7 separate regions of the Homo sapiens genome follow, and all the other regions are linked to region 1. The links are chromatin loops, found by intact Hi-C in ENCODE. Cell type or tissue: PC-9. All regions are shown on one strand. Region 1 overlaps PMEPA1 (prostate transmembrane protein, androgen induced 1). Region 2 overlaps LOC105372693 (a long non-coding RNA gene). Region 3 has its middle 100 kb from the start of LINC01742. Region 4 has its middle 65 kb from the start of LINC01742. Region 5 has its middle 62 kb from the start of NKILA. Region 6 holds the start of LOC107987284 (a long non-coding RNA gene). Region 7 overlaps LOC124904939 (a long non-coding RNA gene).

What was found. Peaks named below come from ENCODE experiments on the same cell type or tissue, not always from the same donor. Only the 100,000 strongest peaks of a DNase experiment are listed, where the experiment ranks them.
Region 2: it touches region 1 in a loop (6-fold over the local background); 5 of 110 quality-filtered maps call a loop at or near these places.
Region 3: it touches region 1 in a loop (2.9-fold over the local background); 2 of 110 quality-filtered maps call a loop at or near these places.
Region 4: it touches region 1 in a loop (6-fold over the local background); 2 of 110 quality-filtered maps call a loop at or near these places.
Region 5: it touches region 1 in a loop (7-fold over the local background); 4 of 110 quality-filtered maps call a loop at or near these places.
Region 6: it touches region 1 in a loop (6-fold over the local background); 3 of 110 quality-filtered maps call a loop at or near these places.
Region 7: it touches region 1 in a loop (3-fold over the local background); 2 of 110 quality-filtered maps call a loop at or near these places.

What each region holds. Positions count from the first base shown.
Region 1 is chr20:57,691,065-57,695,064 of GRCh38, forward strand. The region is part of intron 1 of PMEPA1 (prostate transmembrane protein, androgen induced 1); the gene reads right to left. Among named protein-coding and RNA genes, the nearest start is that of PMEPA1, 17 kb to the right of the region's middle. RefSeq lists an enhancer at 1,743-2,562. In PC-9, CTCF peaks have their summits at 2,486 (motif pointing right) and 2,689; DNase peaks (open chromatin) are centred at 2,227 and 3,657; H3K4me3 peaks cover 2,476 bases; H3K27ac peaks cover 4,000 bases.
Region 2 is chr20:57,988,944-57,992,943 of GRCh38, forward strand. LOC105372693 (a long non-coding RNA gene) reads right to left here. Exons shown (of 6, transcript XR_007067678.1): 3 at 360-455. Among named protein-coding and RNA genes, the nearest start is that of LINC01742, 13 kb to the right of the region's middle. In PC-9, no CTCF peak of the experiment used is centred here; DNase peaks (open chromatin) are centred at 1,708, 2,448 and 2,838; H3K27ac peaks cover 3,067 bases.
Region 3 is chr20:57,900,740-57,904,739 of GRCh38, forward strand. No RefSeq gene overlaps it. Among named protein-coding and RNA genes, the nearest start is that of LINC01742, 100 kb to the right of the region's middle. RefSeq lists an enhancer at 1-443. In PC-9, a CTCF peak has its summit at 2,000; a DNase peak (open chromatin) is centred at 1,922.
Region 4 is chr20:57,937,319-57,941,318 of GRCh38, forward strand. No RefSeq gene overlaps it. Among named protein-coding and RNA genes, the nearest start is that of LINC01742, 65 kb to the right of the region's middle. In PC-9, CTCF peaks have their summits at 1,570 and 1,770; a DNase peak (open chromatin) is centred at 2,373; H3K27ac peaks cover 1,623 bases.
Region 5 is chr20:57,770,370-57,774,369 of GRCh38, forward strand. No RefSeq gene overlaps it. Among named protein-coding and RNA genes, the nearest start is that of NKILA, 62 kb to the left of the region's middle. RefSeq lists enhancers at 1,382-2,025, 2,026-2,667. In PC-9, no CTCF peak of the experiment used is centred here; a DNase peak (open chromatin) is centred at 2,362.
Region 6 is chr20:58,129,515-58,133,514 of GRCh38, forward strand. It overlaps LOC107987284 (a long non-coding RNA gene), which reads left to right and starts at 16. Exons shown (of 3, transcript XR_001754693.2): 1 at 16-88; 2 at 1,433-1,517; 3 at 2,248-4,000. It overlaps LOC107985434 (a long non-coding RNA gene), which reads right to left. Exons shown (of 3, transcript XR_001754692.2): 3 at 85-1,903. In PC-9, no CTCF peak of the experiment used is centred here; DNase peaks (open chromatin) are centred at 2,497 and 3,747; H3K4me3 peaks cover 2,300 bases; H3K27ac peaks cover 3,453 bases.
Region 7 is chr20:57,432,654-57,436,653 of GRCh38, forward strand. LOC124904939 (a long non-coding RNA gene) reads right to left here. Exons shown (of 2, transcript XR_007067672.1): 2 at 2,008-2,496. Among named protein-coding and RNA genes, the nearest start is that of RBM38-AS1, 42 kb to the left of the region's middle. RefSeq lists enhancers at 88-137, 999-1,078, 3,212-3,271. In PC-9, CTCF peaks have their summits at 1,908 (motif pointing left) and 3,017 (motif pointing left); DNase peaks (open chromatin) are centred at 468 and 3,258; H3K27ac peaks cover 483 bases.

The sequences.
Region 1 (4,000 bases):
TTCTACAGTCATTGGTTTTCTGGCCGATTTCCAGTCTGCCACACTAGGAGCTGGCCTGTCTTTTTCACGGTTGTGTGTGTCCAAAACACTAGGCCCACCACACAGTAGGTGCTCAATGAATGTGTCAGATGAGTTCATGAATGGCGTGAAATATTGAGTAAAATTACCCATTAGCGAGGTTCCTAATTGTGCAAAATGGCAAATGCCACCCAGCCTTCTGGTGTCCCCTCCCATTAACATGGCATGAGGGGAGCCTCCTTCTCCCCAACTCTTCCGAAGGTCCCTCCAGCAGAGGGGCTGCGCTAGGGGTTCTTGTGCAGGCTCTGAAAGAGGAGGAACAGACCGAGGACCAGTCAAGGCCCCAGACTGACTGAGAGTTGAATCACAGTCTCTGGGCTGGTCTAGGAGGGCGAAGGTGTCCAGGCTATAGCAGCCCCAGGGACAGGCACCACTGGCACCGCTCCTCTCCCCTGAGCTGATGCCAGCTCCTACTCCCCAAAACTCCTTTCCTGCTTCCTCAGGGATGGGGTAGGGAGAACGTTTTCCCCCGAAGAAAATCATTACTCTGCTGTTGAGGGTTACACAGGTTGCAGCAGAGGTGGGAATAGGACAGGGGAGGCAGGACCCTCACCCTCACTCTCACCCCTCTCAGAGGAAGAAGCTGCGAGCTAAGGCTGGGTGCACCATCTCCCGGTCCAGACTGTCCATTTCATGCTCACAGAGGAGCTCAGACCCACCTCACTGGTGCCCGCAGCCCTCGTTCCAAAGCCACCCCCGCTGTGTGGTCTTGAACAACTACCTCCATCTGCAGAGAGGGGAAACAGAACCCTGGGTGTGCCTGGGACGGGCTGCTTCCTGAAACCTCCCCCTGGGCAGAACTCCTACTCACACTGCAGGCCTCATTCTCACATCTCCTTCCCCGACGAGCCTCCCAACTTTTCACATCCCATCACCCTCTTCTCCCTTTTCACGGGTAGGTCCCGGGGCTTACGGAGCCACCACTCCTCCAATACTGGCTACGTCTTACAAACAGAACAGGCTTTGTTTCTCGAGCATTTACAAAGCACCCAGGACTGAGCTGAGCCCTTGCCACAAACTGTCTCATTTAATTCTTACGATGCCCCCTGTGTAGTGGGTGCCTATTACAATCCCCATTTTACAGATGAAGAAACAGAGGCTCATAGAGGAGACGCAACCCCGAGGACACTCTTACGTGGTGACCACTCACTCCCTATGGATGGGGTGTGGCCTCCCCTGGACTTGGGCAGCTGCAAGCACCAAGGCACAGCCCACCAGGTGTGGGAAGAGTCATGGGGGCAGGTGAGCAATGGTCTGTCAGGGCTGGTGGCAGGAACTCACAGGGCGGCCCAGACAGGGGAGCGAAGCTCCCACCTCATGACCAGGATGCCCAGTACTCCTGAGCCCGGTCCCCCTGAAGCCCCTCCCTGCCAGGCCACTGCTCCTTCCAAGGGCCCAGGTCTGTACCTGGCCTGCAGCTGGCGGGTCACGAGCACGGCCACTTTTGGCCCCAGGAGGATTCAATTCCTCGAGGGCTGAGGCTGCCAGATGCAGAGGAGGCCAAGTGGCTGTCCCACCCCATGCCAGCCGGGTGCCACTGGCAGGGCGGCTTGTGGAAGCCATGGTCACCTGGAGCCTGAGGAACCTCCGTCCACCTCCTCTTGCCTGGATACTCTTCATTGTGGAAAGAAAAGGCAGAGATCCAGGCCAGGCTAAGTGGGAGGGTTCTGTTCTACAGGACAGCACTCAGCAATGTCTCAGGGAGCAGGGGGCTGCCTAAGTGCTGCTGGTAATAGGACTATTTTCCATCTTTCACAACTCATGATAATCAACTGTTTATCTCAATCCCTGCTGTGGGTCAAGGTGTCCCAGGCAGTGGTCAAACCGAAACCTAATCAGAATTAACCTGGCAGAATCAGGGCATAAGGAAACGTGGCAAAACTCAGCCAAGTCCCGAAGTGGCAAAACCACGATGTTCACGCTTATGTTGTGAGCAGGCCGGGAGTGGCCGCCTCGCTCTGCGTTCCTGCCCAGCAGCCAGGAGCTGTGTCTGAAGCCCGCCTACCCCACGCCTCCCAGGGCCAGGATCTCACATTCCAGCCGACCTGCAGTACCTCTGCGGGCTGCCATAAAAATTCCTAGACAGGTAGTCAGGTAGGAGGCAGGCCCACAGGATGAGCAGAGAGACCAGGCCCAGAGTGCCAAGTGCCCTCCCTGCCCCACACAAGTCAGAGCCAGTGGGCTCAGGAGCTGCCTCCTCGACCTTTCCCCCTAGTTCTTGTAGGATGAGACTCAAGCCCAGGATCCGAGACCTGCATCCAGGAAGGTCTGCCAAACCACAAGCCAGACAGGCGGCAGAACTTCCCCAACACCTCCCCGCCCCGGGACTTTTCCTAGCAGTAAAAGTCGAAGGTGGGGGCCAGCAGACGGTGGCGGCCAGCAGGTGGCAGGTGTAACTGCAAGGCCTGGGGCTGGGACACACCTGAGCCCTTTTCTTCACTTGCTTCCAATTGTCTTTCTCCCCAGAGCTAAAAAGGTACATGAGGAGGCTAAATAATAAGTCACAGACCTATTCTGCAGAATATCCACCCATTTCAGACATCACAGAACAATTAAATTAAGGAGATTTTTTTTTTCCATTACAAAAAGGGAACATCGAGATCTTGGTTAAAATACACAGAGATCAGGATGCCACACAGCTGCGACCTGGGGCAGGATACAGACACTCTGAGTCTCAGCAGGCTCTTCTGCAAGCCTTGTGAGGAGGTGTTGGGTGGTGACGGGGCACCAAGGAAGTACTCAGTGAAGTGCTGGCTTCTCCATCATCAGCAGCAGGCTGAGATTCAGGCTGGAGCCTCATCACCAGCTGGGAGCATCTCTGAGCTTTCTCTGCCGGTGAGGATGGGAGGTCCTTCTCTGTCCACACCTCTCCACCTCCCAGCCCTGCAGCAGGGCCACAGCCTGGACCACAGAACTCCATCTCCCACTTTCCTGGGGGCAACATGACCCTGTGACCTTGATCTCATTAGAATCGAGTTGCCCCTGACCTTCAAATAGCTGGGTGACCTCAAAAGGCCAAAGAGCAAAGTGCTTCCATCCTACAGGAGGAGCTGCAGATCTGTAACTGCTGATTAAAGGCCCACGAGGGACTTGGGACACAGCTCCCAAATGACACTCTCAGCCTTCCCGATTTTTGCCATACTCAAGTACCCCATTAAAGGCATTAAAATTCTTCAGTATTTTTCTTTTCAACTGAAATAAAATATTCAATTGGTTTACTTATTACTTAACCCGATCTTAAGCAATAATACTCACGAAATCGACAATGTGCTTGTTATATTTTTCCTAACATACATTCACATGAGTACGGAACTATTAAATTTTAAATGACCATCCACGTGCCATCTCCAGTTTTCTCATGTGCTACCGTTTGCTTCGGGTTTATAGATTTCTTGGAACTGACATGGGAGGGTGGCTAGGACACAGATGGGTGCAGTGGGCTGGACATCCAGTGGGGCCAATTACGAGTCATGCACCCTTGGGCAATTGACTTCTGCCCTCTGAGCCTCAGTCTATTTATCTGTAAAACAGGTCTAGTAGCTCTTGGAGGGTTGCATGTAGCGCCATGTAAGACAAGTCTAGTAGCTCTTGCAGGGCTGCATGTGGTGCTGTGCCTGGCACATGGTAGGCATTCAGGAAATAAGGGGAGGGGGGTCCATGCTGCCCTCACAACAGGAGGAAGTCAGGACTGCTTCCCAGCACTTCTATCTCTAGATGAAAAATAGGCCTGAGAGCCACAAAGCCGGTAAGTGAGGCTGCCATGACTGTGACCTGGTATCCCGGTGCCACAGCCACACTGCTCTTTTCTTCTTCTTCTTCAGAGCATGCTAGAGTCAAGGGGAGAGGGACCACTGCCTGTCAGCCCATCTCACTCCAATGAGGCCCTTCAAACACCCACCTCAGCAGCCATGCCCCAAGCCCA
Region 2 (4,000 bases), 300 kb after region 1:
GAATGATCTCAGCACCAATTGCCCACACGTCTGAAACCAGGAGGCCAGCTCCAGGAAGGCGGGACATGTCTGGGAGGTGGTTTCAGGCATTCAAAGTGCTGTCCACAGACTACAAGCATGGGCATCGCCTGGGAGCTTGTTAGGAATGCAAAATCTCAGGCCCGGCCAGGAACCATAACCTGCATTTTAATAGGATGCCCAGGTGACCCGATGCACATTACAGTTCGAGAAGCACTGGTCTTAAGGGACACAAGAGCCACAGCCCACTGGGCTCTGGGAGAAATGGCTATCCCTTGATATATTGAATGCCTGTTTCTTTTGGTATGTCCTGGGGATTACGTGCACATGTCTAAACTCACATGGGATGGTGTTAGAATCCTGACTCCAGCTGATATTCTGTGTGGCTTCAGGCAATTGGCTTCACCTTTCTGAGCCTCTGTTTCTTTTTCTGTGGTCTGAAATCATAATAATAATAGTTATTAATGTTTGACACAAAACATTAATGCATCCAGCACAGTTCTTAGCATGCAGTAAAACTCACAGAAAATGATATGACCACCATTGTTATTTGGGGTGAACACTGCAAGGTCCTCCACCAATATCCACTTTCTTTTTCTTCTTCACTAACAGAATCTCAATTTTATTCAAGCAGTAAATTGCGTTTCACAATAGGCACCTTAGTAGATGTGCCTGTTCAACAACGTTCGCCTTCCCAGACCTCCTGGAAACCAGAAATGACCATGTGACCATGGTCACAATCCTTTGGCAGCTTTCTCTCCTCAATAGAAAAAAAAAAAAAAGATTTTAGAATGTCCTTTCTTTCCTTTCCTCCCTTCTTTCTTCTTGGACTCTGGATGTGATGTCTGGAGACAAAGCAGCCATTTTGTTCTGGTGGGGATGAAAAGCACAGTGGAAGGATGGGTAAGAGGAGAGAAAGAAGGTGGCTGGGTTTCAGTAGCACTGTGGAGCCACTATTTGGATTGCCTGTGTCTGGGCTTCATGGTATGAAGCAGGTGGGAGGATTAAAGATCAATTTCTCTGACATACAGCCCAACATAGTCCTAACTAGTAATGCCGTCATCATAACGCTGTCATCATTATGATAGCTGTTGTTCCTGACCATCTCTGGCACATACTAAGGACTCATCCTGGGTCCTTGGTAAGCATTTGCTAATTTCCGTTGAACAGTTTGAAGGAAACTTAACCTGGGAAACAGAATTGACTATCAAGCTCCTTTAAAAAATGAGAATAAAAAGAAAACATAATCCAACTATCCACCAATAAAACCTACTAAATGCATTTTGACATGCAGCTTTTCATGTTTCTTTTTACAAACACATTTAAATATACACCTACTTGTAATGATAACGTGCACTGTGTATGGTTTTATAACCTGTTAATTTTCATGTATCTGTATATTACCATATTTTTCATGCCATTAAATTTTGCTTCTACAATAAAAATAACAAATCAGGTAATGAGATGAGCCTGATCCTTCACTTGCTTCAGTTTTGCCTTCCAAGAACTGTGTCTTTGCAACACTTATTTGAGCAGACATCACCCCCACAAATGCCTGAATGAACATTTCCTGTTGAAAAACTGCATCGGGAAAGACGTCAGAGCTGCTGGCTCACGTTTTCTGGAGAGCTTCTTACAATGCCCAGAGGAAACATGGGATAGTCACTCCTTTAACGGCTACTCATTATGTTCCTCCAAATACTGCTATGAAAAATTCACACCCATTTTCACAATGAATGCACATTTTTTTACAATGATGAAAATGATGTAAGACTTTAATTCTGAAGTTCTACTCCAGGACTTCAAATGCTTCTTGTCCTGCTTTGGTCCAAGGTCCTGCGTGTGTGGGAAGCCCTGTCTTCGGAAGGCAAGTGAATCAGAAATTACTTCTGAAACTGACTCCAATACTGATAATGTGCTGATAACAGAACGAATAGCATCCTTAGTATTTCTCACTTAATAAAATAAGACAAGAAATGATTTGGAAAAGCACCTGCGCCAAGTCACAGGGGCCAGGCTGCCTGAGGGACTCCCACCCCACCCTACCCCCACTGCACCCACCAGGGCAGCCTGTCCTTGTTCCCCAGCTAATTGTTCCTATGTCAGAAGGTGGATTCAGTGCTGCTGGATTTTTTAAGAGTGATTAGAAATATACATTTTTATTTGAAATCTTCCCATTTTTAAAGGTCAGCCACTTCTTAAAACCACAAAACCACTATTAAGAGCCACAAAATAAAACCAGTCCACAGGCAGAGGCGGGCCAGTGCTTGGAGTTAGCATGCCCTCCTTGCCAGCCTGTCTTGTTAGGGAGAGGACGGAGTTTCAGAAGAGACGTTGCCAGAGGGCCATCGCATTATGGTAATAGCCTTTTTGCTTAACTTCGGTTTGTCCACACCCAGTGCTTCAGGCACAAATGAGACAAATTAAAGGCATTCAGCTGGGAGCCAGCACACATTTTTTTAGTTAAGGAGCTGAGCGAGTCATTAACCGCCTAGGGCTGGTGGAAGGCGGGGGAGGCCCCAGCAAACCCAGGAGGTGCCCAGGACCCATGACCTCATTCTGTCCCAGCCCAAGTCTTCACTGCTTCATGAGGAGTTGTGACAGCGTGGCCTTCTCCAGCCCCACATGGCAACAGCAAGGCCAGGGAGGTGGGGAGCTCGCTGTTTCTGTTCCCCACAATCCAAGCCTCCAGACCCAGGTCTGGGATGACAGAGAAAATCCCAAAGAGTAGGCTTGCCGCACTTCACTGGCGTGGAGCACTGTGACTAATGCCCACACTTAGCCTGGTGCTCACTAAGCCCTGGCTGATACCACTGGGCGCTCACACTGTTGGGTGCCAAGGCCTTCCTGAGTCATCTTGCCTTCCCTCTAATTGAACAGCCTTCAACCTATATAGGATGATCAGCTCTTCTCGGTTCACAGGGGACTTTCCTGGTTTTGGTACTGAAAAGTCCCACATCCCCAGGAGCCCTTCATTCTGGGCAAACCAGGACACTTGGTCACTCTGAGTCTATGCAAAGCCCAGGGAGTTGATTTTGAATCCAAAATTGAGAAGTCCCATCCGACTGCAGAAGGGCATAATTTTAAAAAATCAGAACGTGGGCATTCCAGCTAGGTGGGCTGGAGTAAAGAATACTCGACTGGACTTTGCTTCCAAGGGTAGAAGGGCAGTACTGACCACAGCAGGATAGTCCTAGAAGCAGCTGGCCACCCTCCACAACCTTGCTACTCAAAGTGTGGTCCCCAGGTCAGCAGTATCAGCACCATCTGTGAACCTTTTAGAAATGCAGACTCTCAGGCCCCAGCCTGGACCAACTAGATCAGAATCTGCATTTTGAGAAGATGCTTGGGTGCCACATAGCACACAGGTTGGAGAGGTACTGTCTGTGGGTGCTGCGTTCTTACAGCTTAACTTGGTGAAAGGAGAGAATGGGGCTCCAGAGAGGTGTCGGGAACCTGAGCAGGTGCAAGAAGTCTCATTTCACCTCCCTGGGTTCCTGGAGGCTAAAGCTGTTCAGCTCCCAGAAAGGCAAGGAGGTCTGTCTACCAGGATAGAAGGACACAAATGAGTGACAACAGTTCCAGGCTACATGTCCCCTGACTATAGACCTTAGAGGACAAGGGACTTTGTGCATTTTTTTTATTACCCCCTCTGCCTAGATTTTCCAGGACCTTCCAGATAAAATGTACTAAATTCTGTATTAGATTGGAATGCTTTGGGCTGCAGGTATCAGAAACCCAACTAACAGTGGCTTAAACAAATAGAAGTTTATTGTTCTCACACAACGAGCAGGGAGGGGTGGGTGCTGTGTGGCTGGGGCATGGCTTGGCCATGCCGGCAGGGACAGAGGCTCTCCCTGCCTTCCCCTCTAGAATTCTAAGCACTTCCACTTTCTGTCCTCAGGTTGGTGGCCTTATGGCCTCAGGATGACCTGCTGCAGCTTGAAGCATCATGTTGATGCTTTCAAGACAAGAAAGGAAA
Region 3 (4,000 bases), 210 kb after region 1:
TCTACTCCTCTGCCCATCCTGGGTCTGTGCTGAGGGCCCTGGGGTGCAGCAAGCTGCTAAGCCTGCAGCCAAACCTGGGTCCCTCTCTACTCTCTTTTGTGCTATTCTGTGTTTTCTAAATGGTTTGACAAATAGTGTCATTGTTTTTACGCAAGAAACACCAATAGAATCTTTAATTCAAAAAAAAAATCAGGGCTTTCCTCTAACACAATGTAACTTCTTTCTTTTTTTTTTTTTTTTTTTGAGACAGGGTCATGCTCTGTCACAAAAAAAAATCTCGACTCTTTTTTTGATGGAGCTGGAGCGCAATCTTGTCTCACTGCAGCCTCAACCTCCTGGGTCCAGCGATCCTCCTACCTCAGCCTCCCGAGTAGCTGGGACTACAGCCATGTGTCACCATGCCCGGCTAATTTTCTTTTCCTTTTTTTGTAGAGATGGGGACTCACTTTGTTGCCCTGGCTGATCTCAAACTCCTGGCTTCAAGTGATCCTCCTGCCTCAGCCTCCCAAAGTGCTGGGATTATAGGTGTGATCTACCGTGTCCAGCCCTGATAGAACTTTCTGTGCTCATGACACTGTTCTTTCTGTATATATTGTCCAGGACAGCAGCCACCAGGCGCAGGTGGCTATGGAATACTTGAAACATCTATGATGGAGGAACTGAATTTTAAATTTTATTTCATTTCAATGCATTTAAATTTAAATAGCCACAAGTACTGGTTACCACAGCTTTAGACTTTGGTAAGATTCCTGGAGCCCTTGTAGTGGGACTAACAAAGACTGTCTCTATGTCCTAGGATTTCTCTCCAGCAATTTCACACCCGTATGAAAGTGTCTTGTACACATCCCCCTACCCCCAAATCATCATTCAACAGGTTATCATTGTGTCCAGCCTTGTGTGAGGGGCATAAGGTGAGTCGGAGGGAAGCAGAAATGGAGGGCACAGAATAAATGTCTGGAGGTCTCAGGGTGGCAGACCAAGGGTCCCTGGGCTGGCGTGCTGGGCTGTGATGCATTGGTGACTTCAGGGCAGACCGGCTTTGTGGAGAGTAGGGAACTCACACCCACTCCATCACTCCCTCTTGTCTTCCTCCCCTAGCTCATAATACAGCAGATTTAATTCAAGGTCTTTTACAAATCCTTGAATGACACAGTCAGGAAAATATACAGAAGTCAACATGAAGTTTTAATTTTCCACACAAATAAATCTGCCTGTACAGCCCACACTGGAGCAGGTTTAGAGCCAGGCCCTCAGACAGGTGCAGAGATGCTAGGAGATGCTTTGCTGGAAGAGGAACCTTTGCTTTCCTCTGCTGACATCTCCAAATCCCAGTCCCAGGCAGTGCCAGTGCATAGGGACCTCAGCATGGGCATCCACTTCCTGGAGAGCACAGTGAAGGGAAAACTTCCTAAATGCCCAGGCCTCTCCTCCCTCCCGTATTTATGACAAGCTAACCATCTGACAATTCCTTATAGAGCTGGGTCCCTGAGTCCTAAATTCTGACCAAGGTGTGAGTTTGGCAGAAGGCTGTGGAGAGATTGGCTGGAGTCTCAGTGACAGGCTGGAAGCCAGCAAGGTGCTTAAGGGTCCTCACATTTCATTCTCCAAACCTCCTGCTCCTCCAACAGAGACATTTTGCCCTCTTAAAAGAAAAGAAAGTTGATGTGCAGAGAAGTAAAGAAACTTGCCCAAGGTGTCACCACAAATGAGCAGAGGGGCTGGGGTTCTAGAGGATTCTGGAAGATTCTAGAAGATTCTGGAAGAGGATTCTGGAATATGGGTTGGTTCTATTCACTATACTCAGCACACATCCTCCCAGGAGACAAATACCAGCACCACAGGAGTGGCTAAAAGAGAGGATTAAGGGCACAGAAAGGAGAGAAGGTAGGGTAGAGTGGGGGAAGAGCTCTAAGTGATTCATTGCATGGTTTACCTAACCACAGATTAACCACAAGCAACCATTTCAGCCCCAGCAGTAATGCTGGTCAGTTTCTGAATTGCACGCCTGTACTATGTAGGGCTTTTCTCCCACTGGTTCTTTTAAATTTGCAGCTTCCCAATGATGAAGTTGTTACCATCCCTGTCTACAGGTAAAGAAACAGGCTGAGAGGTCAAATGATTTGCCCAAGGTCATGTGGCTGGGGAGGGGAAGAACGGGGCCTTGATCCCAGGGGTCCAAAGCTGATGGTTTTCACTAGCACACAACTGCCTTTCCTAGGTGGCCAGAGCAGAAGGAAATCAAGCCGGACCAGAGTAGCCCCTTCTTGCTCCACAGAACCACAGCCTTGCCAGGTCCCAAGGCATTTGGCCTGTCCTGACAGTGATGGGATCTCCCAAAATACAGCCCCCTCAGAGACCATCAGAACTCAGTCCAAATGGGGCCTGGAAGGATTCTCCTGATGTTAAAATACCTCGTTCACCCCACAGCCTCCGTCGTTGCTCTGGGACCTCGTTGCTGACCCTGGATGACAGACCACTGCCTAGGATGAAATTCCCCTCTGGATGGATGGCTTCTGGTTTGGTGATGGAATGGATTCCAGGGCCTCTGAGGAAGGCAGGAAGCCTTGGGACTTGGCAATCTCCACAGGAGATGGGGTGTGTGCTAGGTGAGGCCCCCATCACCAGGAGCAAGGCCTGGTCCACCCTGAGACCCAGCGCCCACTTACTGTCCATGCCTTCACCTTGCTAAGTTAGTGTGTGGTCCACTTGCTAAGAGAAACAACAGGTATTAAGGGTTTAAGAAAAAATGAAACCCAAAACAAGCTCTGAAGTTCTGTAGACCTTGGCCAACTCTCAGCACAGCCACTTACTTGCTAGCTAATCTTGAGCACGTCCCTTAACTTCTCTAACCTTTTTCCTCCATTCGTAAAACTGGGAAAATTTGCATCTTTTTCGTGCATTCGTTTTGAGAAATAGATGGATATGTGTGTGCCTGTCAGCTCGACGCTGGGTGCAGAGTGAGTGCGCTAAGCACGGTGGCTTCCTTGACTGTAGAGATGCATCCTAGCTCCTGCCTGGTCTGTCCCAGGTGGACAGAGGTGATGGCATCTGGAGGGGTCCCACCTCCAATGTCTTAATCCAGGGCCTTTCTGTGGCATAGTGCTGAGCCAGCGTACTGAAAGGCCACAGAGAGGTGCAGCAGGTGGCGAGTTGAGCCCCCACCTCCCCAACCCCAGTGATTTTCCCTGAAAAGACACCCCATGCTTTGTTTTGTTGTCTGGCTTATGTAAACTTGCCTCTTGTTTTATAGTTGCTTCCCCAGCTTTAAACTAAAGGCTGTTATTGACAGCCTATAGTTGCTTCCCCAACGGCCAATCCCTCCAGCTCCCCTCCTGCTTCCAGGCAAACAACCCCAGTCATAAGGGCCTGCGATGTTCCCAGTCCCAGGGAATGAGTCCTGATTGGTCTAAGACAGCTAAGACAATTCTTTTCTACTTTATCAAATACAGATGACCCCTGAACAGCACCAGTTTGAACTGGGGGGTCCACTTATATGTGGAGTTTCTCTCTCTGCCACCTCTGGGACAGCAAGACCAATGCCTCCTCCCCCTCCTCCTCCTGAGCCTACTCACTGTGAGTAGGATGAAGACCTTTAGGATGATCCATTTCCACTTAATCAATAGCAGATATATTTTCTCTTCCTTATGAGTCTTTTAACAACATTTTCTTTTCTCTAGCTTATTTTATTGTAAGAATACGGTGTTGAATGCATATAACGTGCAAATACATGTTAATCAACTGTTTATGTTACGGGTATGGCTTCTGGCCAACAGTAAGCTATTAATAGTTAAGTTTTGGGGAAGTCAAAAGTTATATGCAATTTTTTGACTGCACAGGGAGTCAGCACCCCTCACTCCTCATTGTTCAGGGTCAACTGTACTTGGTTTCCAAGCCTCCCTTATAAGTCGGTATGGCCATGGGACCCAGTTTTAGATGTGAGAAGAGAAGAAGGGTTGCATCTGGGAAGGATTTCTTTCTGGATGAAAGATAGTCTTTTGAG
Region 4 (4,000 bases), 250 kb after region 1:
CAAAATCCAATTCCTCATGCCAGGTATTTACATTATAGTGTCAGGAGATGAGCAGCAAATGAATGAACAAGCTGACGCTGATGCAGACATGGCTTTCTCAAAGTGCTGTAGAGAAGTGTATTCTTTTGAAGGCAAAGGACAGTTCAGCCAGTGAAGTTGTGTGGAGGGAGTGAGATAGCTCGATCAAACCTAAAGAGACTTGTGGACCTTGGAGAGTCTTAGGCTTTTATTTTTGGTGAGAAAAAAACAATGGGAAGATCTTGAGCAAATCAGCGACAAGGTGAGGCTTATACTTTCACAGACCTTTGGCTGCTGTGGGCTACAGCCTGGTGAGCGGGGTGGGCAGAGGGGCAGCTCAGCACAGTGACAGTCACCCCAGGGAAGTTTGATGACCTGAACCAATTTAGCAGAGGTGGAGGGGGTGAGAGGTGGTTGATGGAACTGATCGGATTTGTGGATGGATCAGATGTTGGGGGAGGAAGAAAGAGAAAGTGTGAGAGGTCAAGGAGGACCCCAAGGCAAGAGAAACAGGAAGAATGGGATTTGCATTGGTGGGGCATGGGAGGTTTGGTGGGGCTGGAGCACGGGAGGTTCAGGGGAGCTGGGGCATGGGAGGTTTTGTGGGGCTGGACCACAGGAGGTTCGGGGGAGCTGGGGCATGGGAGGTTTGGTGGGGGCATCAGGAGTGTCAGTCTAGGCTGTGGATTGAGCCAACACTCAGGCATCCACAAGAGTCAAGCAAGAGGGTTTTTCTTGAAAAGCAGAGAGAACTTTCCATCATCTTTGTTGCTAATTCAGATAAGCCGGCAGCATGGGTGGGGTGGGGGTCGAGTCTGTGGGTCCAGAGGCAGAGGGAAAATAACTGGTGCCCGAGGGGAGGTAGGACCCAGGTGGAAACAGGGTCTGGGCTTTTGGAAAGAGAGGGACACAGAAATTCTCTCACATGGCTCTGTTTTCCCAGTGATATGGGAAACAAGGCCCACAGTGGGAAGCAGAGAGGCAGCTTGGAGAAGACGGCAGGAAATAGCAGTCTAAGAGCGTGGGAGAGGAAACCAGCCAGGGTGGGGCTGATCTGCCAGGCGGCACTGAAGGCCTGAGTGACACTGGTGATTAAGTGGTGATTTTTTAAATAATTTAAAAACTTAAGAATAAAGTACTTACTCGGAACACTGACCTTGGAGTCTTAGAGATCTGGGTGCAAATTCTGTCGTTGCTGAGTCTCAGGTAAGTTGCATCGCCTCTCTGAGCCTCAGTTTCTTTATCTGTAAAATGGGGATGGTGAATCTACCCCGTGGGGTTGTGTCAGGGGTCAAATGAGGTAATGCGTGTGCAGCATCCTGCACAGAAGCTGGCAGGGGACACGAGCTCATCGAGGGAATGTATTCTCACCGCCTTCGCAGAGCCCTCTGAGCACCCAGGCAGTTGTCCCTTCCCCCTACATCTCACTATCCCTTTTGTAAAACTGACCCCACTGCTTTGTGTTCCCGCATCTTCCTCTCCAAATGGACAGTGAGTTCCTGCAAGGGGAACCTAGTCTTGTTCATTTTGGGTCCCTTCAGACCCCTGGAGGTTGCAGAGAGAATGCAGGGTGAGAGGAGCAATGCCCACCTGCGGTCCAGAGAGGGAGGCCGGACCCCTGGAGACCAGCAAGTTCGGGCCTGCAGCTCTGGGCTGATATAAGTTATGGGCAGGCCCTGAGTCCACTGTCTACCGAGGTTGAGTCTTTCATAAATAAAATCAAATACACATTGCAGGGGTTCGGGGAAGGAAACAAGGAAATTGTAAAATCAATAGGCACTGACGCCTGAATTTACTATGGCATCTGAGATACTGAAAACGAAGGGTCTGGATCTGAAAACATTAGCATTTCAAAAGTGCTCAACACCATCCTGGTGGGGAAAGAGGAGCTTCACTCCAGATTAGATCATCGAGCAATTGCTGAAATTTCAGCCTTTCGGTGCATAGACAATAACTCCTTCCTGACATCCTTATGGATGGAACGGTCTCTGTCTCGGGGCCATTTCCAAAAGCCATGAATAGAGCGGAGAAACAATTTCCCACTGTGGCTCCTGGCACGAAAAAGCTGACTTAGAGTTGCATTTGCATTCATGTCAGGTGAGGATGTAATTATTGATTGAAAGTGAGATTTTTGTCCTGAAAGGAAGATGCATGAGTGTGGGAGGGAGTCAGGTGTGTTGTTGTGCAGATCCCAAATCCTAGGCAGTTTCTGAGAGAAACCAAAGCTTGGTGTTTATGCCTTTGGCCGTGGAGCCCATTAACTGTTTTGCTCTCTGAGCTAATTCACTGGGAGTGATTGAGACGCCTGAGGTTTCTAAACCTGCCTTTCCAGATTTATCTATACACAGTCATCAAATCACATTCCATGTTCAACTAAAGCCTTGTCATTTGTTGATTTTGTGCATCAGCTATACTGAGCCACAAGAGATACCATGGCGAACAAAGGCAGGGACTCCCCTGTACTCTCCCTCCACTTTCCCTGTCCACATCTTGGCTTCAGTTACTCTCTGTCTGGATGCTCTCATCCCTACCCAAATCTCCACTGTTTTAAAGGCCCATCCAAATGACATGTCTCCACAAAGCTCACTTAGGTCCCCTATGTCAATCAGGAGTCTCTCCATTGCAAGAGACAGAAAATTAACTCACCATGATTTTTAAAAAAATAAAGAACAGGACAATTTATTGGCACACATAATTGAAGAATCCAGAGGGAGACCTTCAGGCATGGTTTGATCTAGGAGCTCGGTGGATGCTATTAGGGTATGCTCTTTCTCTCTCTCTGCTCTGATTCTCTGTGAGTAGGCCCAGCCCACTGTACAGGGGCACATGGGCACAGACATTGTGCGTCCCATATCCTTGGGCTCTAAACACTAGAAAGAACTTCTATCTCTCAGTGTCCAAGTATGGAAGTCTCAGGAAAGGACATGAATTGGGTCTGGCCTGGGGTTTGGAGTTGGAGGTTCTAATTGGTAGCACTTTGCACACACATTCGCCTGACCCCCAACCACCTTCACGAAATGGGGAAGGGTAGTTTCCTGAAGAAAGAGCCAGGATACTGGCAAACAGGAGTGAGGGGGTGGGGACAATACTGGGTACCCCTTCCCCATGCTCAATCCCTCCATTAACCAGAGCCCACCACTCTAGGAGGGGCCTCTCTTATGGGCTGCTCTGGGAGCTTGCCTTGACTCCCTGCTGGTCCAAGAGCTCCCTGAAGGCCGCAGTAGTTGTGTGTCCATCTGCACATCCCCAAAGCCCAGGGCAGGGCTGGTGCCCAGAGAGCTCTCAACAGCATTTGGTGGGCTGGGTTAGGGGAGATTTCTGCCAGTGGCAATGAGAGTGAGAACCATGCCCTCCCTTTCCTAGGATTTTGGGGCTAAAGATACAGGCAAGAGAATGAGAATGAGAGGTGGCGTTCAAGCGCGTCAGCAAAGTAGGCAGTTCTGGGTGCTGTGGTTTGGGGCTCCTAGGAGCTCCCTGACCGCTCCCTAAATATCTTCCCTTTTTCATCACAGATTTGTATCTTGGCGTCTTGTATCTTTGGGAGCCCTCAACAGAAATGCACGGATTCATGAACAGAGTTTCTGTTTCTGTCCTCTGGTGAAGAGTGTGGTAGCTGTTCCCTGCCCTGAGAAACTGTGGAAGGTCCCTCTCAGCATTGCTGTCTGCCTGAACCCACACTCCTCCTCTGCGGAAGGGGCAAGCACCCATACATGGGCTGTGCTCATGTCAAGTGTAGACCCGCTGCCATCACAGGGAATGACAGGGAAAGGCAAAGCAGCCCCTTTCTCAAATCCTGGCACAGTGAAAGCACAAAGGGTGCTATATGGATCTAGGGGAGGGGCCCAGTGAGCAGCCTGCCATCATCAGGTAGGCACCTTGTCCCTGCTAAATGAGTTGTCAAAAGAAGGACATTAACCTCTTTGAGCAGACGTGAACCAACGTCACTCTGATCAATAGGTGCCAGCATCCTGTACGGGCTCAT
Region 5 (4,000 bases), 79 kb after region 1:
CTGCTGGACAGATTTTCCAAGCCTTATCAGTTCATCCAAATGGTTAACTCTAAGTTTCTTTCCTGTCCGAAAAATAAAACTGTAAACAGTGATACAGAGCCATGGGTTGTTATTCAGGATTTGCAAACTTTATTTCCCCAAACCGGCTTTGCTACATAGGCTCTGCTCCTAAGCTATTGCCCACAGCAAACAAGAAGGGATCTGGAGGCCGGGCATGGTGGCTCACACTTGTAATGCCAGCGCCTTGGTAGGCTGAGGCACAAGTTTGAGACAAGCCTGGCCAACATGGTGAAACCCCATCTCTACTAAAAATACAAAAAAAAAAAAAAAATTAGCTGGGCGTGGTGGTGGATGTCTGTAGTCCCAGGTATTCGGGAGGCTGAGGCAGGAGAATTGCTTGAACCCGGGAGGCGGAGGTTGCAGTGAGCTGAAATCGTGCCACTGCACTCCAGCCTGGGTGACAGAGCAAGACTCTGTCTCAAAAAAAAAAAAAAAAGGGACCTGGAATGCTTCGTGGGGGTGTCGCAAGGTCTCGGAGCCTATGGAATCTGGTTCTGGAGCTGGGCAGGGCTTCCACTGGGCTCTGCAGTCCTGGGCCGGGAGCTGGCTCATTTGTTTATGGGACATTTGCTTCCTGGGAGTCTACAGTGTGGTGGTCCCTGCCCTGGGTGCTGGACACAGCAGCAAACAAGGCAGACACAGCCCGCCCTTGTAGCATGGACTTCTGCTCACAGCGCTGGGCACGTGCCTGGGTGTAAAACCACAACTGTGATCAGTGGAATGGGCGGGGGTGTCCTGTGAGTGTCCGAGATAGGCATTGATTGGGTCGTGGAGGCTAGTGGGTCACGCTGAGGTCTGATGGCTGAGTAGAATTTGCCTGGCCGGGTGGGAGGGAAAGGACAAGAGGAAGCAGCAAGAGCCTGTGCACAGGCCCTGTTGGGGTAAGGGACATGGTAAGTTCCAGAACTGCAGGAAGGCCTTGGAGGGCTGGAGCTCGGAGGAGGGCATGTGGGGAGGATAGGAAGTTAGGGAGCGGGCGGTAGGGTTGCTAGACTCAGTAAATGTAAATACAGGATGCCCAGTTAAACTTGAATTTCAGGAAAAAGTCAAATACTTTTTTAGTATAAGTGTGTCTCAAGTGCTGTATGGGACATACTTATACATACTCACACTAGAAAAGTATTCATTGTTGAGCACAGCATGCTGGCTCACACCTTGAATCCCAGCACTTTGGGAGGATGAGGTTGGAGAATCTCTTGAGCCCAGGAGTTCAAGACCAGCCTAGCAATATAGCAAGAGCCCCCATCTCTAAAAAAAAAAATTAAAAATTAGCTGGGCAGAGTGGCACATGCCTGTAGTCTTAGCTACTCAGGAGGCTGAGGTGAGGATCACATGAGCCCAGGAGTTCGGGCTGCAGTAACCCGTGATCACACCGCTGCACTCCAAGCCTTGGTGACAAAGTGAGACCCTGTCTCAAAAATACTACTACTACTGGGCTGGGCGTGGTGGCTCACACCTGTAATCCCAGCACTTTGGGAGACCAAAGCTGGTGGATCACCTGAGGTCAGGAGTTCGAGACCAGCCTGGCCAACATGGTGAAACCCTGTCTCTACTAAAAATACAAAAATTAGCCATGCGTGGTGGTGTGCACCTGTAGTCCCAGCTACTCGGGAAGCTGAGGCACAAGAATTGCTTGAGCCCGGGAGGCAGAGGCTGCAATGAGCCGAGATTGCACCACCGCACTCCAGCCTGGGCCATAAGAGTGAGACCCTTCCTCAAAAAAACAAAACAAAACAAAAACTACTACTACTGATAATAATAACTCGTTGTTTATCTGAAATTCTAATTTAATGGCATCTTGTTTTCTATTTGGTAACCCTATGAGCAGGGTCTTGCAGAACAGGGCAATGAACTTGTTCTCAAACCAGGAACAACGGTGGGCTGTAGAGCTACGCTGGGAGCAGCAGTATCCAGGCAGCATTTGGAGGTTAGCTGCATGCTGGGGAGAACGGATGGGAGCGCGCGAGGGGCAGAGAAGGACTGGTGAAGGCTGCTGCAGTGCCCAGGGGAGCCCCTGAGCATCGGAGGCTTGGGGAGGCCCCAGGTGCTGCGGGGTGGAGAAATGCACTGGAGTGGAATCTTGCCTGTGTCTGCTACTAGAAGGGAAGCTGCCCTTTGTCACAGGGCGATCACTCACTGGGTGCCGGAGGATGTGGTACTGACGAAGCGGCCAGGCTGGGATCCTTGCTTGATGTCACTTGATAGCTCCTTGATGTCACTAAGAGCCATCATCCTGCTCACAGCCCCTCCCCACCCCAAAATGAGAGCTGCTCAGCCCAGACAGACGTCTTACCCTCTGCTTGTTTTTGTGATTCAAAAATGAGTCATCCACCCCAGGCAAGAGCAGGCTGAGGACCTTTTCCTTGGCTGGGAGTTTGGGGGTTGGGTGGCTCTTCCGGAGGCTACAGGGTTCAGACAGCGTCTTGTCTGCAAGATTAATTCCTTCCAGTGCAAGAAACTTAAAGGGGCCAGATGCGGTGGCTCACACCTGTAATCCCAGCGCTTTGGGAGTCCAAGCTGGGAGGATCACATGAGCCTAGGAGTTCAAGATCAGCTTGGGCAACATAGCAAGACGCCATCTCTACAAAAATAAGCAAAATTAGCTTAGCTGAGCATGGTTGCGTGCACTTGTAGTCCCAGCTATTCAGGAGGCTGAGGCAGGAGGATCACTTGAGCTCAGGAGTTTTAGGCTGCAGTGAGCTGTGCTTGTGCCACTGACCATCAGCCTGGACAACAGTTCTGTAAGATGAGAACAAGAATAGTGCCTGGTTCCTGGGGCTGTTCCAGGATTAAATGAGACAGAGCTTATGAAAAATCTTGGGATATAGTAGATGCTCAGTTAATGTTATTTGCTTTCTTCCCTCCCTGTCATGTCAACAGAGAAGCTGGCAAGGTGAAAGTCAAGAGCAGGAGGTCAGAAAACATGTTCCTGTCAAAGCCCAGATGGAAAATACTCTAGGCTTTGCGGGCCAGACAGAAGCCGCCACAGGCAACATGCAAATAACGAAGGATGGCCGTGTTCCCATAAAACTTCATTTATTGACTCCGCTGTTTGAGTTTCAAATAATCTTCATGTAATTTTCAAATGTCACATGACATTAGATTTTCCCCCCAACCATTTAGCTATGTAAACACTAGTTTTAGCTCATGGAGTGCACAGAAACGGGCTGTGGGCTGCACGTGGCCCTTGGGCTGCAGTTTGCAACCCCTGCCGAGAGTGAGGTTACCATCTGGCTGATCTGTGAGTTTTCTGACTCTATGAAGGAGGCGGTGAGGTTGTCAGAGTCTTGAACTAGATAGAACCAAACTCAAAGTTTTATCTTTTCCTAAGTTTCCAGAACCAAAAATATTCCTTGTGAGCCAACCTGAACTGCAAAGATACTGATATATTTTCTAGAATTCTTTACTGGAAGCTCCCCACTGCTCCTCAAACTGTACCTGAATCAAATCAGTGAGTCCTGCTGGAGTCCCTGGAGCTCCTGGAGCTGGGGCTTAAAAGGGTGAGAAGGGCCTGGGGCAGACCTGGTTTTTAGTATTGAAAGTCCCACAACCCTGGGACCCCCTCAATCCAAGGCAAACTGGGCCGATTGGTCACGGGATAAGTGGATTAATTTCTCCGGAATTTCAGGCCCCTGGATGCTTTCCTTCCCCATCATCTCAGGGATGTAGCCCTCTGGGGCCCCTGGAGGCTTTCCTTCCCCATCATCTTGGGGGTGGGGGGCACCCTCTGTGTGCTCAGATCCCCAGTGCCCTGTCCACCATGGTTAGGGGGACTAGGGCGCCCTGTCGCTTCTCAGCCTTTCGGCTAAGATCAAGTGTGGAAAGGGGGCCCTGTGGGAGGCTCATTTTCCAGCAGCCACAATCCCCAGGGCGGTGTGGGACCTGCATCTGGTACCGCAGGAAGCACAGCTCATTGCGGTGGGGGTCAGGTGTGATGGGA
Region 6 (4,000 bases), 440 kb after region 1:
TGACTGGCAGGCTGATCGCGCACAATATCATATCGGGTCAGAATCACCCCATTGGCCTCCACCTGCCAACCTTGGAAAGAAATTCAAGGTAAGGACAAGTGAGTCTAAAAGTGCAGCTCTTCCTCCCAATCCCTCTCAAAACTCAAGTTTTGACTTCTGAGCTGTGAATAAGGATCTCATTGAGCCAAAGTTCCTTAAGGTTTTTTGCTGCACCCACAGGGGATCGTGTGCAGGCTAGGAGGGTTGCCATGGAACTTCAGCAGCCAACCACGAGGAAGGGAGGGGGAGCTGCCGCCCAAGCAGAGGCCCCCACTTCTGGCTGGGGGCCTGCCTGGCCCTCCGCAGCCGTCTCCAGCGCTCTCCTCTCATCTGGCCCAGTTCAGGCCTGCGCCACCAGCTGCAGACAGCCTGGCCTCCCGGGGTCCCACCCACCACTCACTCACCTCCATCTCAGGACAGCCCGTCTTGGCGCCACCCCACCCTGTCCCCTGCTCCCCTGTTGCCTCCATGACCACATCTTTCCTTTCCTACAACACACAGAGCACCGCTAGGGCAGGGACTAAGATCTTTCTCCTCTCCCTTTGGATTTAACTGACAAATGCGCCTTGGATTTCTAAGCCGATTCCCTGAGGGCTTGTGCCGCATGTATAAATCTGCAGCCAAAATGCCAGTGCCCCCAAACTGTCAGCTTCTTTTTTTTTCCCCTTTAAAGCAAACTAATCTTCCTCTGAGCTCCTGTCTTCAGGAAATCAGACTGCCACCCTTGTCAGGGGTGTCCTGGGATCGGCGGGAGTAAGGAGCCGGGAAAGCTGGCGTCTAAGGTACAATTCAACCAGCTAGCTGTGGATCCTCAGGCAAGTAAGTTCACCTCTCTGAGTCTGAGTGTCCTGGTGTATAAAGTAGGAATGATTGTGCATGTACGCACACACATGCCCGAGATAATGGGTTACAGTGCTTTGTAGTTTGAGGCAGAGGCTCAGTATGAGCTATTGCGCTAATAATTGCAACAGAAAACTGAGGCGTATTTTCACATTTCTGTTTTGGGTTGTGTCTCCTCTGTGTTCCCTTTCCCTCCATACGTCTTCTTCTGAAGGTCAATTCCACAATCAGTTACCAGAAGTGGCAAGACTGCCGGAGCTGTAATCCCAGCTAAGAAGTGGCTGGCCATGGCTCTGAGTGACGGCTTCACAAACCTCACCGCATTCCGTTCTATAGCAGTCTCTGAGCTGCGAGCCAGGGCTCTCACCATCCCCACTAGACAGCTGAGCATACTGAGGGTCAGACGGATGAAAGGACGCGCTCAGCATGCGCCACTGCTAAGCCGCAGATGAAACCCACACTCAGATCCAGGACGCAGGAGGGAGGAGCGGCACAGAAAGAAATAGGAGCTGCCTTCAGGTTCAAAGCACAATTGTTTTGCTTTTGTTTTTAGACCTCGTGCAAAATGAACAAAACTCATCCAGAACGATGTCCACAGGCCCCTGATGGCTCCCCAGGCCTCACTGAAGCAGGGAAGGGTGAGCATCTCGGTCCACTTCCCCTGAGAATCCAAATTCCTGTTTCTTTTCTTTCTTTTTTGTCTTTACTTATTCCAAATATGTTCAAAATGGAACTATGAAATGCCATATTTTATCCAAATAAGTAATTTTTAAAATGCCATCTTAGAAGAGCTTCTAAACATTTCCAAAGGCCTTTCAAACTTTCTCCCTGAAAGGCTTTGTACCAGGCAACCAAATCCTTCCGGACTTGTTGAATGCGGAGAGTGAGAGAGCCAGTGAGTGGTGCTGGTGTTGTCTCTTTGCTTCCTCCTTCCTCCTCCCCCCACCGGCCCCCACCAATCTGTCCGGTGGATGCTGAGTGATCATTTTGCGGATGGCTTGGAACTTGGCTTCTCGAGGGGAAGCTGGTATGAGAAAATGAGAATCTCATTCAGATGGGCTTGCAGTTTTTATTCCCCTAGCGAATTATTTTCTTATTTCCATCCCCCTTGATTCCTTTGCAAAAAACTGCAGCCGTCTTTCCTCCCTTCTTTGCCTTAGTTGAATTAACTTAATTAGGGCACTTGCTTTTGACAACGCTGGGAGATTTTTAGCTACCGAACTGTCCTCAGGAGACCACAGGAAGGCTGACGCACTGTCTGCAATTATCAAGCTAATCACTCAGAACACACTCGTTTGTTTTATGTATTTATATCTTGGGATATAAACCTTCATTTCCATTTTTCTTTCGTTCTGCTGTGTGTGCCAGGCAGAGTGAGGCACTGTGGGCAAGAGAAGAGCCCTGCCCTTATGGAGAGCAGCTGGCCAGACAGACATTAAACACATGATAATACACAGAAACATGTGATTACAGGGAGTGAAGAATGCAACAAAGAAATAATACTTTGAAATATCGCCTTCTCTTTCTGGACTTCTTTGGAATACAGCCAGTCAGAGCATAGCTCTAAGACCAAGAGTAAGCAATGCCTTTTGAAATATTCTGTTTGAAATCAGAGCCCTTCCCCACTGCAGTCAATTGCGGGCACAAATATTCCTTTTGTTCACAGACCACATCCTGTGTTCCCCAGGGCCTCACCCTGAGCTGATCCCAGGATGACCTAGAAGAGGCATGTTTTACTGAAATCGTTTCTAAAACTTACACTAAAGCTACAATATCTGAACGCATGGTAAGGACACACATTTTCAAGTTTCTCTTTGGGTCACAGGTGTGCTGCTTTCTACATCAATTTGTCAGGAAGACAAATCTTTTAGTGTCGGGAAGAAAAGCAGCAAGATGAAAAAGAAAAAAAAAAGAAGATATTTCAAGATCAGATTCTTCATCCTACTTTTCTGACTTGCCAGAAGCTAACGACATCTTTCCTAGCAGTGACTGGCAACCACTCTGAAAACTTCACCAAATTATTACTCCTTTATTTTTTTGAAAAAACAGGCAAGTGTATTTAGTTGTCATTGGTTACAACCAAATTTCTCTAAATATTTCAGTGCATCTCAAAATACTATATTGATAAGTTCAAGTCATAAAAAACTGCATTAGGAGTTTTGGAAAATTTACTGGTAGGATTATGCATGTTTTTCTTCCATTTGAGTTCTCCTCTGAATGCATGTTTATTTAAAGAAAAATTGTGGTATTTGGAAGATTGAAGACTGACTTCTAAACTGTGCTGACTTCAGGAAGACCTACTTTTGGCCAGGCACAGAGGCTCATGCCTGTAATCCCAGCACCTTGGGAGGCTGAGGAGGGAGGATTGCTTGAGCCCAGGAGTTCAAGACAAGCCTAGGTAACACAGCAAGAAAAATGTTGAAATTAGCTGAGTATGGTGGGTCATGCCTGTAGTCGCAGCTACTTGGAAAGCTGAGACAGGAGAATGGCTTGAACCAGAGAGGTGGAGGCTGCAGTGAGCTATGATCATGCCCCTGCACTCCAGACTGGGTAACAGAGTGAGACCCCATCTCCAAAAAAAAAGAAGACCTGCTTTTTTCTCCTTCTATCCAGTCCCATCGAATTAACTGTTCTTGGAAAGGAGGGCACATCCCAAACTGGGGGGTCACAAGGTGATTTGTGAGGTACACGTAGCATCAAAACCACAGATACACACGCTGACAGAGCTATTCCTTTTTAGTCCTTTGCTTGGCCCAGGAGAGTCCCCAGTGGGGACTAGTCAATTTTCAGCACCTCCCCAGTGCTGCCACCACCCTTTTTAATAGAGAGAGTGAGCAGCTACAGCACCAAACTGGAATTTCGTAACATCAGCTTTCATTATTTTTATGACCATTGCCTTCCACATAGGTCAAATGGCACTGGTTTTTCACTTATGGTCATGACTTGAAGCTTCCTTTTTAAAATAACTGTATGTTTTCAAAAGTGTGTAAATGTAAAAGAAAGGATTAAGTAAATAATGGCACGATATGGCAGGTGAGATGCAAATGGCAGGTTTGGGGAAAAGGGCAATCGATAAAAATAAAGGCAGCTTGGCTCTCCCGCTCTCCCAGCGCTGCAGCTC
Region 7 (4,000 bases), 260 kb before region 1:
ACTGCCTCCTTGAATCCTACTAGCCGTTCTGTTACAGGCATGGTCATCATCAACCCATTCTGCAGATAGGGAAACTGAGACTCAGAGAGCTCCTGATTCAGGCAATACCAGGTAACATCAGCTTTGAAAATCAAATCTGGCCAATCCCTTTTTTTTCAAACTGAGACCCAGAGCGGCTAGAGTTGGCTCAGGGACACGCAGCCCCTGTGTCTCACTGCAGGGTTCCCAGCCATTCCCCAGGGAGGAACAAGAGACCATCTGCCCCCCGGGTGCTTTCTCCGGGCCTTTTTGGAAGGCCCCATTGGCTGGGTTCATTTTGCCACATTTCCTTTCTTCCTGGCTGGTGGGGAGGACTGTCTCAATGAGGGGTGAACAAACCCCGGTTTTAATCAGAGCAGCCACTTCCTCTCACCAGAGAAGAAACCCGCCCTCTCACAACCCACTTTCTATATTTAGACCCAGGGCCTCGCCTTGAGCTGGGCCAGGGCTGGGTGTGGCGGGGCCTGCGGCTGCTTCCGGCTCTCGGGAAGGAAGTTTCCACCTGTTTCCCAAGAGCCAGAGACACGAAGCCTGCAGGTCCTAGGCTGAGTGCAGGATTCTTGAGCCCACAGGGGCCCATAGGACAGTAGTTCCAGCCTCCCCCTCTGCAGCTCCACAGCCATGTGGGGGACAAGGCCCATTTCCAGGACAAGAGAAGCCCACTCCCATTTCATTCATTCCTTCAGGGACCTGGTGTTTTCTGGGTGCCTCCCACAACCCAGGTGCCGTTCTAGACTCTGGGGATACGGCAGGGAACAAGACAGGCCCCTGCCTTCACGGAGCTGACAGTCTAATGGGAATGACAGAAGTAAATACAATAAAAATAAACTAATAAAACAGAAACCGGATATAACTAAGGAAAGGTAATGAAGGCATAAATCAGGCAGATGGACCAAGAGGCGTAGTAGAGTGGGCAACACCAGGGGCGGGGTCCCAGGGCCTCTGCAGGCCCCTGGGGTGTGGAAGGGCCTGGAATGCAGCGACAGACTGAACAGGGCTTAAGGCAGAGAGGACAGAGCGTGCTGATGTCACAGCCAGGGCTCTTGTGCCTGGTGTGGGAGCCAGTCAAGCTGGAGACAGGGGTGAGGTCAGGCCCTGCAGGGCCCGGGCACTAAGGCAGAGGTGTGGATCTCAAATACCAAGAGAAACCACCCAGCGCTTTTGAACCTAGCGTGACATGCATCACGAGCTGTGTGGTTTTTTTAAAGCTCACCCCTACTGTGATGTCAAGAAAGGGAGGCAAGGGGCCAGGGGAGGGAGTCCAGGCCAGTTGGAGGGGGTCCAGGCCAGCATGAAGGGGGTTCAGGCCAGTGTTGAGAGGGTCTAGGCCAGTGTAGAGGGGGTCCAGGCCAGCGTGGAGGGGTGGTACCCCAATAGTCTAGGGCACTGGCTCTCCACTGGGGCCATTCTGCTCCTCAGGGGATGTTGGGCAATGTCTAGAGACATTTTTTCTTGTCATAGTGGTGGTGTGCTACAGGCACCTGATAGGCAGAGGCCAGGGGTGCTGCCAAGCATCCTGCCATGTCCCCACAGCGGAGAAAGATCTGGCCCCAAATGTCAAAGGGGTGGCGGTTGAGAAAGCCCGGCCTAGCGGGAGGAGGTGGTGGCGAGCAGGGCGACAGTGGTGGAGGAAAGTGATGTGCCCCGTTCTGGGATCCAGGGTGCATGGAGCATGGATGAGGAGTCACTTGGCATTCTGCTCTGAGTATTTAAGAGTGACCCATGAGAGCTGTAAACTCAAGTCTCAAGTGTGGGTGACCTCCAACACCCAGGCAAGGGTTCGCCTAGCATGAGCTCCGCTGCCGAGCGCAGTGTCTGCAGGACTATTCTGCACACATCTTTGGCAGTGCCCCCATGTGGTGGCAAGATGCCCCGGCATCAGTGACCTTCGGCAGTCAACCCCCAGCAGTGGGTTAAGGAAGACTTCGGTGTCCTTGGAAGATTGAAAACGAGAGAGGACTCGAGAAGGGGGTTCTGGGCTTCTTGCTAATAGAGAATCTGGGTACCTGAGTGATTAAGGAGCAAAGGGACACAGTCATCTGGGGATCATAAATTGATGGAGTGGCTTATTCTGACTTCATTAGGAGTTCCCAGGAGAGCCAGGGAAAGGGGAGGAGGATTGCTGGGTTCAGGAAAGGCACCTGTCACACGCGTGCCTCACTGACTTGCTCGTTGCTCCAAGAACATAGTCAATGCTCCCTCTTCTTTGCATCTCCAGCTTCAGTGCTCTTCAGTTTGTCAGGCGCCTGCAGTCCCAACCCTGGGAGAGCACTCCTCAGCTGGCAGGCTCCAAAATACCCAGGACGAGGGGAAGGCAGGAATGGCGTGGATGGGGCGGGAGGCTTTCCCCATCTCCCCCAGCTTCAAGCCCTTGTCTCCCCTTCCTACTTAGAAGATGCTTCCAATGTGGGCCTGCCAGCTCCAGCTGACAGCACCAGGCACTGTCCCAGACACCACCTGAAAAACAATCAAAGGCAGTGAACAAACCATGAATCCCTCAGGAAATACAGACAGTTAAACAGTACACGGAGGAATGCACAGCCTTGCTGATCGAATGAGAAAAAAAAATCGATAAAACAAGCCCAGTGCTGCAAAGGATGCGGGGAAAATAACACATCCCTTTGCTGTAAACAGATTCCGATTTTGAAGATGCTTCTGTCTGCATGGAAAAAGCCCCACGCAGCTGCCTGACCCCCCGACCTCGAATATTATCTTGAGGCGGGGTTCTGCATCTGAGGAAATAACCCTCAGCAGGAAAAGCGTTCACAGCAACCTTATTTAAACTGAGAGGTGGAAAAAAGAAAACAACCCAGACGTCCCTTGCTCACACTTGTGGAGCGCTCACACTACGCGAGGTGCCGGACACGCATTAGCTCTTTGATCCTTTCCACTGCTCTGTGAGTTGTGGTTTATGAACCTCCCATTTTACAATAAGCAGGGGACACAACAGAGGCCAGCCCTCCCTCCACAGCCGCTCAGGGGCTCAGAGCTGAGGCACCTCAGCGCCACCTGGAGCTTGGGTTCCCCTCCCTCCAAGCTGTTTCTTAGCAACATGAGGCAACCTTGTCTGCGAAAGAGGAGGTGACCGCAGCTCCTGGGGATGTGCCAACTCTGGGATGTGACGGGAAGACAAAGGGCTTCTGTCCCCTTCTGCCTGGCGGTAAGAGAGCCGGCCGCCCGGCAGGCATGCCCCAGCCTGTGGTTCTGGAATGCGGGCAAGCCACCGTCCCCAGAGACCTGTGTTGGTGGCCAGGCCAGCCCACACACCCGATTGGCACATACTCTTGTGCTTGCCCAGGAGCGGAGTCAGACCATTCACGCTGCCTTCATGGGAGTTGAACAGTTGAACTGATGCCCTTAAACCCAGTGTTTCCCTCTGGGAAGACGCCCGGGGGCCTCGTGGTTGTAGGTGCTGGAAGGATAGCTCCAGCTCCAGGCACCTGCCACATAAAGGTAGTTGTGAAATTTCGGACATGCTCTTGGCACAGGGCAGAGGTTGGGGATCTCTTGCCTGTGCGGAGAGGACAAGGGGACAAGGGGACGTGCCTGAGGCTGGTGTGGGTGTTGATGTGACCTCTGCTCTTGGGGTCCAGTCTCCCCAACTCTGGCTGGCCTGGATGAGTGTGCCAGAAATGGGACTCTGGCCATCGCAGTCCACTGGGTGCCCTGTGTGGTAGGCACAGTGTCCAGGGGAATAGCTGTTTGTCTCCAATGATTGTTCTCTTCTTCTCGGCTGAGCTGGGGGCTCATGTGTCTTTAATACTGGCCAACTCCTGCTTACCCCCCGCTCCATCTGAGAGAGCAGGCCCCAGGCTCCTGGCGTGTGCAGGTGGCAGTTTACGAACACACTGTGACAGCATCTGAAATCCTGGTCAATACTAAACACGACTGATGGCCACTGTGCTTATTTTCAGAGTCATCTGCAAAGCAAGTGATACTGGTTTTCCATTTACATTGGTGC